2 separate regions of the Homo sapiens genome follow, and region 1 is linked to region 2. Evidence: chromatin contacts called from ENCODE Hi-C or POLR2A ChIA-PET data. All regions are on one chromosome and are shown on one strand. The core of a region is the stretch at or near the end of the contact, and the rest is flanking DNA. Distances in the headings are between cores, read along the strand shown.

Evidence for each region. A loop is a pair of places that touch in the nucleus more often than their neighbours do. ChIA-PET counts read pairs that join two places held with the same protein, here RNA polymerase II (POLR2A). Pooled maps may share reads with other maps.
Region 1: a loop to region 2 is called in a map of aorta, with 2.7 times the contacts of the local background. The contact joins two enhancer-like sites. A Hi-C loop is called at or near these places in 1 of 168 maps with a recorded cell type or tissue (aorta) and 1 of 50 pooled maps. POLR2A ChIA-PET finds 5 or more read pairs at or near these places in 4 of 52 experiments (K562, PC-9, Panc1 and 1 more).

What each region holds. Positions count from the first base shown.
Region 1 is chr14:32,409,551-32,415,751 of GRCh38, reverse strand. All of the region lies in intron 1 of AKAP6 (A-kinase anchoring protein 6), which reads right to left. Among named protein-coding and RNA genes, the nearest start is that of AKAP6, 83 kb to the right of the region's middle. Within about 2 kb of position 1,316, at least 2 of the 41 ENCODE cell types and tissues checked have a DNase peak (open chromatin) inside an H3K27ac peak, as active enhancers do.
Region 2 is chr14:32,367,256-32,374,098 of GRCh38, reverse strand. All of the region lies in intron 1 of AKAP6 (A-kinase anchoring protein 6), which reads right to left. Among named protein-coding and RNA genes, the nearest start is that of AKAP6, 41 kb to the right of the region's middle. Within about 2 kb of position 3,203, at least 2 of the 41 ENCODE cell types and tissues checked have a DNase peak (open chromatin) inside an H3K27ac peak, as active enhancers do.

The DNA.
Region 1 (6,201 bases), core at 67-2,566, 44 kb before region 2:
TAGTCTAAATCATAGAGACAGACAGTAAAATTGTGGTTTCCAGGGGCTAAGGGAAGAATGAAATGGGGAGTTATTGTTTAATGGTATAGACTTTCAGTTTTATAAGATGAAACAAGCCATGAAGATAAATGGTGGTGATGGCTGCACGATACGATGAATGTAGTTAATACCTTTGAACTGTACACTTCAACATGGCTAAGGTAATAAATTTTATGTTATATGCATTTTACCACAATTTTTTAAAAGTAGAAGAGAAAAGCACTGAGAAATAGAAAAGAAATGTTGTTAGCAATGTAAGTATGGATAGATAAAAGTATCTGTAGATCTAAAACATATAAACTAAGTTAACTTAAAGTCTCAAGTTAATACATGAATTAATTTTAATTAAAAAACAATTCCGGATACAACCTAAAAATAAAAGTAATGAAAGTCTTAAGATAACAAAGATAATTCCCAAATACTGATTGAGTATCTGCTCAGTTAAGGCACTGGTGTAGGCACACATATACAAACCTTAAGACACACGTGTGACTGCTTACAATAGCACTGTAGGATGACATCATCCATTGGCTTAAAGAGAGACTTATGTACCAGTGTAATGCAATATCTCCCAAAGAATTTGTAAATCGTGCTGATTTAGCCCACTCTTCTTGTCTTCTACTTCTTTTCCATCAGTATTGCCAGTTATGTCTCTGTCCATGAAATATTTAAGGAGAAAAATAGCCAAAATCTCTTTCTTAGGTTATAATCAGATCCATTAGCTCTATGCAAAACTAATTGGTGGGTTAAAAATACATAATGTAATTACTTGTGCTTAAAGCGAAACAGGCATCCAAATTTAGTTATTGGAACAAAGGCAAGCTAAATTCAGTGAGTGCATTAGCCTGGTGAGTTATTCAAGGTCATTCAGTGGCTAGGGCAAAGCTAAATAGAGGCTGAATTGCCCAAAAGTTTAGGTTTGATCATTCTCTTTTAAACTTGGCTATAAAGTGAAAGGGCTTCAAATTTTTCCTCAATGCTTTGTGTCATCTTAATAAACACTGCCTACATAAGGACAAAAAAATGTTAATTATATACATATATGTTCAAAATGAAAATACCCATTCGAGTAGAGCTACTTCAAGTCAGCTGTTTCCCATTCAAATGCAAACAAAAAGACCAATTCATTCAGCTGTAAAATTTCATAAGGTGAGCTCCGATGACCAGCGGGAACAGTATATCCTAACACAATTCTGACATAAATATAAATAATATTCAGAGCATCATTTCCTGAAACATGGGTCATGTAATACCGGTTCTGCAAAGTACTTTAAGAAAATGTTTGGAGGTTGATACATCCAGGAAATCCTGCTTACACAGCCCTTAAGAGAGATATGCAGCTCACATTAGTTCCAAGGAGTCTTCAGAAACTTGTCATTTTTCTGTAATTCAGTCTTTTCCAAACATACATTTCTTTATTAACAGAACCAGCACTCCCTGGTATACACTTTGGGGAACACTGCTCTAAAAAACTTCAAGTATTCATTGTATTCAAATACAGTGTGATTCTAGACCTTATGAAATCAAAAGCAAGAGGCCTTTCTTATACTGTCTCTGAAACCTTTGACCTCAGCAGTCCCCACTTCATGGCCAGGCTTACTCGACCTCAAGCTACCAGTATGTAAAGGAGAAAATACTGAAGGTTGTGCTGGTTTCTCATTTTATTTACCATCTAATTTCAACTCAATCTCCCATTCTGTTTTTAATAAGCTTATGTCCCTTTCAACATTCTCTAAGTTTCAGGCTGGGATTCTATTTCTGGCATTCTAGATTCTGGCTAGCCAAATTCCTGACTACCTTCTGACACTGGACTCTTTTGTACTCAGTGTATAGCTTTTACCTTTGATCCTGTACAGAAGCCTGACAATTTAAGTCTGTCTCTGCTTTGGGCTCATCCTCCCTCCTGCCTGTGATAAAATTAATAAAGGCAAACTTCAAACTGTGACAAGGAGGATATGCTCCATAGAGACAGAGACATCCAATGATGTTTCTTGCAACTTGGATTCATCCATCAATCAATGAAGAAATGCTCAAAGAGCTCCTTCTGTCCTCAAGACATTATGCTAAGAGCTATGGAGAATTTAGCAGAAATCACAATGGCAGGGCACTTTATTTTGAGTTAGGTTTTGGGGAGGAATTGGCCCAGGAAGCAAGGGAGAAATTTGTGATTCAGTAACTGTGAGGTTCCTCCTTCTATGGCTGTATATCACAAGGATTTAAGAATGGTTTTTGGCAAGGCACAGTGGCTCGTGCCTATAACCCCAGCGCTTTGGAAGACAAAGGCAGGAGATCACTTGAGCCCAGGAGTTTGAGAGCAGCCTGGGCAACAGAATGAGACCCATTGCTACAAACAATTTTAAAAAATAGCCAGGTGTGGTGGCACATGCTTGTGGTCCCAGCTACTCAGGAGGCTGAGGTGGGAGGATCACTTGGATCTTGAGAGGTCAAGGCTGCAGTGAATCATGATCCCACCACTGAACTCCAGCCTGGGCAACAAAGCAAGACCCCATCTAAAAAAAAAAAAAAAAAAAAAAAAATTTCAATAAATACTTTCTTTTTGTCCCTAAGACCATCCCTGACCTTTCTGATGCTATTCTTACATAACATCTTTTGGTGATAAAGATAACATACTGTTAAAAAGAAAGGCATTTTTAAAACAGTATCTCCACTCTTAAGGACCTCTGGATAGCCTCTAGAGTAGAAATCTAGAAGACACTGTATATAAAATGGCACATGGTGAGATTGATTATCTTGTTTACAGTGAAAATCCCCAATTTCAAGATTGAGAAAAAAGTGCAATGTCTATACCTACTCTCAGCCCACCATACCATCTTTTTTCTTTAACCAAAGGCATTTGTATTTGTTAAGAAATATAGGTCTAGACCAAGGCAGGTTGCTGATAACATCATCCGTGGTGTGTGTTATTGATCTACTATGCATATGGGCACATTGCATATGCTGATTTGTTTTAGGGGAATCATTTCCTGGAGACTTGAAGAGTGTAACTATTAGAAGCTCCTTTGAAGTACACAGCAATGAACTTGTAGCTTCACTTCCTAAGAACTCAACAGAGCCATAACGAAAGTGAACAGTAAATTTCTTTTGGCTATGGCATCTGATAAAATAGAGTCCCTTCATAGAATGCATAATGCCTGCATTATTTTTGTATACATAGCCTTGCCAAAAGATGCTCTTCAAAGTTAATGCTACAAAAGGGGAGAGTAGTAAGTATTGTGTCAATATTATGTACCAAAATTATGACGTATGTCCAATTATCATGGAAACATGTCATGTAATTTATTTCCAAAAGATACAAAAAAGATTATAACTCCTTAAAAGCAAGGATTGTGTGACACAATTTTGCATCCTACATGGTGTCTCACTCAGACTCTTCTGCATAGCAGGCATGTGATATGCTTGTACTGAATATGTAAATGTGTCAAGGAGTGAGTGAGACACTGAATGCATGAATGATTCAATTAGTGAAGAAATAAAAATTCAATAAAGTCTTTATATAAATCAGCTGGTAGACAATTGTATGCTACCTACTAAATAAGAGGGTGTGAAATAGTTAAAGAGAAAAGAAAATCCAGAAAAGCTGAAAGTAACTACTGGAAAATGTTTTTTTGTTTGCTTGTTTTATGTAATAAAGGAACTTTTGAGGTAGCATTCAATCTGGACTCTGCCTCACAAAAACCAAGATCCTGACAAATCCATTCTACTTACCAATGTGTTTTTTTTAAAGCCATTTCCTGGTATTAGCTTGTAAATGAAGCAGCTATCATTACGGAAAACATATTAGAGAAGAAAAACTAATTTTCTACTTCTGGTAAAGACAGAAGATCAAATGTTCTCATTAGCCTCTGCTCCCTCCCAAAACCCATAAAAATATCACTAAAGAATTAAAAAAAAAAAAAAGAGTAAGAGAGATGGTAACAACAAGAGGATTTTGGAAACCAGAAAATAAATGGGCAAGAAATAATTGATTTAGCAGATCTAAGAAAGCTAAATCCTAAACTGGCAGTGGGGAAACTGAGAGTCAATCAAATTTATAGGTAGAGCCCCCAAATGCCCAAAAACTGATGACATCTTGTTCCCCTGGAAGAAGGGTGAAAGTGGGCCTAAACCTAAGATAATCACCTGGAAGCCAATTTAAGAACCAGCTAAAACCCCAGATTCCCTCTCTTGGGAGTCTGCCTCTCTATGCAGAGAATAAAATAGAGGGTCTCTAGATTAAAGGATACCAATGTTGAAGGCAGGGACACCTTACCCTAAACTGGGAAATTAGGTCAACATATGCTTATTAAATGTTTAAATCCTGTCTTCTTCCTCCATTCAATTCCCAGAGTGCAATCAGCAGGTGGGAATCTCATCAAATCTAAAGGAAATATCTAAAGATATTGGTGGAAGGATGTTCCATCAATAAACAGCCCATATCAACCTATATAGCAGGATTTCTCAATCTTGGCACTTTCGACATTTGGGACCAGAAAATTCTTTGTTGTGGAGAGCTGTCCTGTGCATTGTAGAATGTCTAGTAGTAGTACCTGTGGCCTCTACTCATTAGATGCCACGACCTCTCCAGTCATGACAAACAGAAATGTCTCTAAATATTGCCAAATGTCCTATAAGGAGCAAAATCACTCCTGGTTGAAAATCACTGCTTTATAGTGAGGCTCATAGCTGACAATTCCCTCTCATATACTCAGAGTTTCAAATCAGCTTCTTAGATATTAATGGATACTAGTTCAAGTTATGCATGGTTGAGCACAGATGCACTTACAATTTATGCTTGAATTAACAATTTAAAAAGCATAGTGTGATTTAGCTGTTTTCAACTAAGATTATTTTATGAAATCTAAATTTTTAAAAAATCTTTCTAACAACATCATCTAAAGTTAAGAGTATCCCAAAATAATTAAAAAGTAAAAAACAAAAACAAAAAACCTATTAATATGGTCTACCTATGGGCAATAAATCGAGATTTACTTTACCCCATAAATATCTAAATAGTTTGCTCTTTCTCACTCAAGGAACATTTGTTATCTTAATAATAATCTTTAAAAAAAAGTCTCATTATACATGTCAATGAAAAGAGTCAAACTCTATAAAATATTTGAAGAGATTTATTTTGAGCCAAACGTGAGTGACCATGGCCTGTGACACAGCCCTCCGGAGGACCTGAGAACATGTGCCTGAGGTGGTTACGGCACAGCCTGGTTTTATACATTTTGGGGAGACATGAGACATCAAACAAATACATTTAAGATGTACATTGGTTTGGAAAGGCAGGACAACTCAAAGTGGGGAGCTTCCAGGATATAGGTAAATTTAAATTTTTTCTGGTTGACAATGGGTTAAGTTTATCTAAAGACCTGGGATCAACAGAAAGGAAATGTTTGGGTTAAGATAAAGGGGTATGGAGACCAAGTTTTATTGTGCAGAGGAAACCTTCAGACAGCAGACTTCAGAGAGAATAGGTTATAAAATATTTCTTATTGGACTTAAAAGGGTGCCTGACTCTTAGTTGATTATCTCCTGGATCTGCAAAGAAAAAAAAAGGAGGGGAAGGGGATTCTCTACAGAATGTCGATTTTTCCCAGAAGAGGTGACTTTGCAGGGCAGTTTCAAGATATGACAAGGAAATATATTTGGGGTAAAAACATTTTGATTTCCTTCCTTATTTGTTATGTGATGTTATGCCAGAGTCAAGTTGGAAAGCAGGCCACGTTACACAGGGTTAAATAAAACCCCTCTGATGAGACTTTATGGTTTGCAGGGCATGACTCCCTAGGTTCCTTAGGTAGGATTTGGGCAAAATAAGAAAAAAAAGGCCAGAGTTTAGTCCTCATACATAATCAAGAGAAGTGAGTAAACCAAGTGGACTCTCCTGGAATGCCTCTGAGGTTCTGGTCTTTAAGAGATGAGCATCTGACATCAGTTGGAACATGTAGAATTTTATTACCTTTCACATTGTTTACAAGTTTTATTGTCAGTTTCAAATTAGAAGAGGAAGAAAATCTTTGTTATTAGGCCATATTACTATGTGAAATACATTTTGAATATAAGGAAAAACTTTTTAATGAGAACCACACAATTTCAGATAGAAAGGAACCTCAGAAGCCATCTGTCAACCTCCTGCCCAAGGAAGGAATCACCACT
Region 2 (6,843 bases), core at 1,954-4,453:
TATGCTATTCCTTACGCAAAGTTTTAAGTTGCTGTCTCTGGGCCTTTTTACTTTGCTCAGTGGCAATCTGTCTGTCCTCTGTTCCATACGCCAGGGGTTTTTACTATCGCTCATCTTTAACCAGGGATAAGTATATCAGCTGTTGTATTTAATCCAAATGGGTTACATACATTTCAAATCTGTCTTCTATAATTATGGAGTAAGGGTTTTTCTTCCTATAAAGACTTTTACGTGTGAGGAGAAGTTCACTGACAATTAGCTAATGCTTGGTCTATTTCTAGAAGTGCTAAAAATGACCTTATGGAACCGCCTTTGCAAAATTATGACAGACAGTGAAAGAGATCTAACTTAACTGACTGCACCTTGCTTCTAATCTCCAAGCTGTCCTTGTTGATTCCTGGGCATAGGCTGAACTAACTTCGGGAGAAACTTAGTTTACAGTTTAAACAAAGACAGTAACAGCCCTTTCCCAAAGCAGACCTCCTTCTTGCCTGGGGACTAGATTGCCTTTGTAGGACTCACATTAGCCAGAAGATTAAAAATTATGGTTTAGGAGTCATGCAGCTGGAGGCTACAAGATTCCGACCCTCCCTAAACTGCACCTAAGATCAGTGCTTGAGATATTTTGCAGCCCCTGCACTTGATGGATCAGCTGGCACCACCCAGATCAATAAACTGGCTCATCTGATCTTCTGGACCCCCACCCAGGAAATGATTCAGCACAAGAAGACAGCTCTAACTCCCTATGATTTCATCTCTGACCAATCGGCTCTCCTGGAACACTGGCTTCCCCCACCCACCAAGTTATCCTTAAAAACTCTGCTCCCCAAATGCTCAGGGAGACTGATTTGAGTAATAATAAAACCCTGGTCTCCCGCACAGCTGGCTCTGTGTGAATTACTCTTTTTCTATTACAGTTCCCCTGTCCTGATGAATCGGCTCTGTCTAGGCAGCAGGCAAGGTGAATCCCTTAGGCAGTTACACTTATACCCCACCCCCCCAAAAAAGCCATAAATTTTGAAATGAAATTTATATTATAAAGAGCTAGAACCGTCAGACTCTGAAACATCAAAAATTCTCTCAAAATTTCTACCAAGGATTGTGTCTGACATCATCTTTTCCTAAAACAAGCAACAATTAGCAATAGTACTTCAACCACTCACTTAATTTCCCCCAATCATTCTCAGTATTCTCAAAAGAAAGTTTCCAAAACTACCCAAATCCCATAATGCTCGCTCGCTCTCTTTCTTTTTCTCTCTCCTCTCTCTCTCAGACACACAAGCACATGTGAATACACACACACACACACACACACACACACACACACAGAGCAACAAAAAGATGTAGAGGTAAAACTGAATATACCATTCATTCTTCCAAGGTAATGTTATTTTGCTTGTGGGGTTCCTAATTCCTCCTACTAGTGTTTTCAGAAAAATTCTTGCCAATTAATAATTTAATGCTTGATTCCAAAAATCTGAATCTTGCCAGTTCCTCTACTTTGTCTCTAGCTTCCAAAAATTAAAAAAAAAAAAGTGATCTTAAAGAATTATATTGCTATAAAGAAGCTTTACTCTGTTAAAAAATATATAACTATTTTCAGAGTTCATTGTTATGGCCATTTGATTTGGATGACTAGTACTTCTTACCCATTACAAACACTACGTCTGACCCATTAAATTGACACTGGTCCAAGTTTCACTAAACTAAAACATCCCCTCCTCGGCCTGCTAATGGTGTATTTCTTTATAAAAAATCTTAACTAGTGACTCAGAACTCCTTTACAAAGAGTCACAGAAGCCACAAAAAAAAAATGCATCACAAGTAAAAGAAAAAAATGTTACATTAATAAATACTTAGTATTTACAAAGTGGTTACAATTTTGATTTGCATAACAAGTCTTCCCCAGTTCCCAACCTGTTAGCCACTCCTTCCTCAAGCTAGCCTCCTCAGGACCATGTGCATCCTTCTGTACAGCAGTTTATTTGTTCATCTCCTCTGTGAGGCCCTGACCCTTGTAGGAGCATTCTATATCCCCAGGGCACAGTACAATTAAGGAATAAAGTAGGTACTTATAAATATGTGTAGGGAAAAAAAAAGAGAAGGAAGGAGAGAAGGGAGGAAGAGGGAGAAGGAGAGAAGAAAGAAAAGAGAAGTAGAGAGAGAAAGAGAAATAGGAGTGAAAGAGTACTAATCTGCATATCTTGCAGATGAGGAAACCACCCTTCAAATCAGGTAAGTGGCTTCCCTAAGGAGCTTCCACTCCACCCCACTACACCTGGAATCTTTGACTCCAAGCTACACCTTAGTTCCTTCTAGTCTCCACATTTGAGGTACCCTGCCTCTTTCTAACTTCCTCTTATGAGATCATTCTTCAAAAAACAACAGTTAATCCCACCTTTTCATGAAGCTTTTCTCACCTATTTCAACTCCCCATGATTTTTCCCTCTACTGCAGACCAATGTCACCAATTTTTATAGAATCATTTTATTTTATTTAGAAACAGGGTCTTGCTCTGTCACCCAGGCTGGAGTGCAATGATCGTAACTCTGCAGCCTCAAACTTCTGGGCTCAAGCAATCCCCCAGCTTCAGCCTGCTGAGTAGCTAGGACTACGGATGAGCACCCCCACGCCCAGCTAATTCTTTTGGTTTTTGGTTTTGTTTTGTTTTGTTTTTGTTTTGTAGAGATGGAGGTCTCACTATGTTGCCCAGGCTAGTCTTGAACTCTTGGCCTCAAGTGATCCTCCTACCTTGGCCTCCCAAACATACAAACATGTTAACACTTAAATAAAAACAAATAGTAGTCTTCATGTGTACATTTTATGTATTTACCTATCCTTTTCTCAGAAAGATTTTAAGGTGACTTTTGACATATGTGTGTTCTAGCTCTATAAAATGCATGTATATTCACTAGGGGTTGGGGTTATGGTGCATATGTCTTACTTATGATGTTTTATCAGTCACAGAAAACAAGACAAGAATTTATTTTTAGGACTTAGTTACTTTTCCTGTTTCTGAAGTTCTCTTGCCACAGTTTAATATACACTCCTCTACTTCTCAGTACTACTATTTAAACTAACAAATAACATCCCTCAAAAGAAATCAGCCTGAGTGAGTTTAAAAAGGATGATCTGTTCACTCAGTTCTGCACCTTCAGGAATCTACTGAAATTAAAACCAAGAGTCATAATGAGTCACTCCTCTTCCTCTTACACAAGGAAAGAGCAATCATGAATGGAATACACAACGAATAAGGCAGGTCCCTCCAGTACTAAAATCTGCCCAAGTCTTTTCATGCCAGCAAAACTAAAAAATTCTAACCCCAAAAAGATCTTTAATCATTTTCTCATTTTTTTCCATTTTCAGAGCCTTCATAACAGTAATGTTTTCAGCTTTAAGAGAACTTACCACCACTCCATTGTTTACAGTGTAGTAAAAGATTTATCTTATGCAAGTTGCTCAGTCTTTCTTCCATTTCACCAGCACTAATACAGCCACTGGTTTCTTCCCTGATCAATTAATAAGTTGTTAACGGCAAAGCCTCAGAACCGTGCAATAAAAGACACTGCAGAGCTCTGCTAATGGTCACATATCAGGAACAACAGTTCTGGTTTGTAGGGAATCAAACTCCCTCATTATTTGTGTTCACTTCTGGTAATTAAGCATTTAAACAGCACTTGACATTCAGCAACCATTTTTATAAGCATTCCTCTTAAGAACCTAGAACACCATCAATTCGATAGCACTGTCTTTGTAAGGCACAAACTGATGGTGGCTAAGGACCAAGAAAGCTTCTCCCTTCTGTGTGAAGGTGATGCTACTCCCCTTAGGGAAACCACTAAGCTTCTTTTCCAACAGCAGTTTCTGGTTTGTGCTAATTTGTGGACAGTCTTTCTGGTCTCCTCTTGACAGATGGCAGGTGTTTCAGAACTTTGACCCTGTCCTGAAAATGCCAAGCATCATATGGCCAAAGTGGAACACAACATACTGACTTAGAAATAATGGTCATGTAATGACCCCATGTTAAGCTGCTCTAGGAGGTTATAATTTTTTGTTTGTTTGTTTTTGAGATGGAGTTTCGCTCTTTTCGCCCAGGCTGGAGTGCAATGGCGCGGTCTCAGCTCACTGCAACCTCCACCTCCTGGGGTCAAGCAATTTTCCTGCCTCAACCTCCTGAGTAGCTGGGATTACAGGCTTCCACCAACATGCCCGGCTAATTTTTGTATTTTTAGTAGAGATGTGGTTTCACCATGCTGGCCAGGCTGGTCTCAAACTCCTGACCTCAGGTGATCCACCCACCTCGGCCTCCCAAGGAGGTTATGATTTAAAGGGAACTTACACATTTTGTTTTGTTTAAATCATGGAGAACAATGAAAAGAACTATTATTTATATTTGGAGCAAGCCAACCACTAAAGGAATAAACTCAGTGCTTAAAATGGATTGTTTTCTCCCTCACCTGTTGAGGAAAAGATTCTTTAAATGAATTTAATAAATGTACTGTGCACTAACCACAAGCCAGCACTTGGAAGAAAACAGTGACCCAGGATCAAAAGGATGATCACTGTGAATAAGTTGTGTCAGGCTAACTTCCTCCTACTTCTTTGTTTTTAACAAGTTTGCCAAATTAACGGTTTAGAAAATGTAATCCATATGTATACCTATCTAAATTTCATCAAATATTTTAACTATGTTGATTGAGATGTGGACAAGATAATGGACAACAGGAAATCTGTAACACATCTAATGACTTTGTCTAACAGTTACCGGTTTCTGGGTCTTTATCAGTCTGGAAGGAGGTTTTTTTGGTGCCACACTGTATTAATTGTCCCTTGCCTATTGTGAACAGATCTTTCCTTTAAGAGCTTCTCAGATCCATTCACTTCCTTCCACCTCACTGCATATCTTGGTAGCAGTCCTGGCTATCTTTCATCTGGGTCCCTGCAATGACCAATCTCTGCCTCCAGTCTTGCTTCCCTCTGGTTTTTAACCACATTTGAAGAGTGCCCATCTTTCCTGATTTGCCCAGTTTATGCCTGTTGTCCCAGAATAATTATTAATAAAGCCCGTTCATTCTCAAAAGTGCCTCCATTGGGTGAAATTATATGCCTAACTTTAAAGAGTATGATTCTAACCACATCACTCCCCCACTTAACACTTTCAGTGGCTTATCCCTGTCCTTAAAGTCCACATTTATTCAGCATGTTTTTGTTTTTTTTTTCTTCTTCTTAATATCCACTAAACTATAAGTTTCAAGAGGGCAGGGATTATTTAGTCTTATTTTGGTCTTATTTGATAACTAGCAAAACCCCAGGGCCCATAACAGCACCTAGTACATAGTAGGTGCTCAAACACATGTTTAATTATTAGCTTGTAAGGGGTCCACGGTTTGGGCACTGCCTACCTATCCAACTTCATCTCTGCCCTCTATTCACAGTCTAATCTTCAGTCAGATTGTACTGTATTCAGTTCCTTTCTCACCTCTAGACCTTTGCGTATGTTGGTACCTGTTCCTCCTTCCCCCACCTCTACCTCTAGTATCCCCCTAATCTCCTGCCTAATTCCTTTAAAGTCACTTCCTTTTGGAGGCCTTCCCCAACCCTCTAGTTAGGAAATGTCCTCGCACTGTGTATGCCCACATCACTCTGCACTTCTCCTAGACTAATACTCATCATACTTTACAGCTAACAATTATTGGTCTCTCACTCTGGTAGTCTGTTTGTTCTGTGATCACACTTATACATACTTCCAGCACCCAGTACAATGTCTACCACCTGAGATGCAATTAATAAATAACTGCTGAATTAACGAAATAGGCTGATACGATCTTAAAGGTGCCATATAAAGATGAAATGGGATGATATTCCTCCCTTATCTGCAATGGATTATGTTCAGTTCTAGGTACCATGTGTTAAGCTCCTGCCTCCTCAGAGAAAAGCAATCAGGAGGATTAATAGAGTGCTAACCAGAAATTGAGATGAGAGAGAGAGAGAGAGACAGAGGGAGGGAAGAAATGAAGGATGAAGGGCCTTCAAATTTCTAGAAAAAAGATTAAACATGTTTTGTATGACCCTGGCAGGACCAATAGAAGAAAATTAGAAAACAAGAAGTTTGGGCTTTTTAGCAGTCAAAACTACCTGAAGATAAATGTGTTGTCTGTGAGGCACTGAGTTTCCTGTCTCCAGAAGCATTCATAATAGGCCAAACTGTGAGTTGGTGGAGATGTAAAGCTGGACTATTTTTAGTAGTAAATAGCAGAGAAGAAAAGTAGTAATGAGTGAAGTAGCTAAGCAGCTTGGAAAGTCAGATTGGAAAGAAAATCCAAAAAAGGCCCCAGTGCATACCTCACTGAGCTGGCTGGGAATTCATCCCTGTCCCCATTCCACATGTCTATGAAGGAAAATAGGCTGGATTAAGTAGAACAAAAGGGAAGACTTAGTAAGCAGGATACTAATGGTGATGTAGTCACTGAAGAGAAAATATGAATCATAAAAATGCAGTTGATGGCCATCCATTCCTGTTTAAAATATAATAAAAATGTACAAATAGATATTGAAATCAGTAGTCAACTTTTGATAATAACAAAGAAAAAGAAAAATCTATTCACTTTAATTCTAGGTGAAAAGAAAGATCTGATCTTTTACAAAATAAATAATATTTGATAATGCTAATGTTCACAAACTTAGCTCCTGAACAATTAATAATTTTTAAAAAGCAAGGAGATGGAGTTGACATCCACTTAATTCTATGAGCACACACACTTCTAACCACTTCATATTCTTAAATCATGCTTTCAGTCACTGATGTAGAAGTGCGTGAATTATTGAGCCCTGCGTTAAGACTCC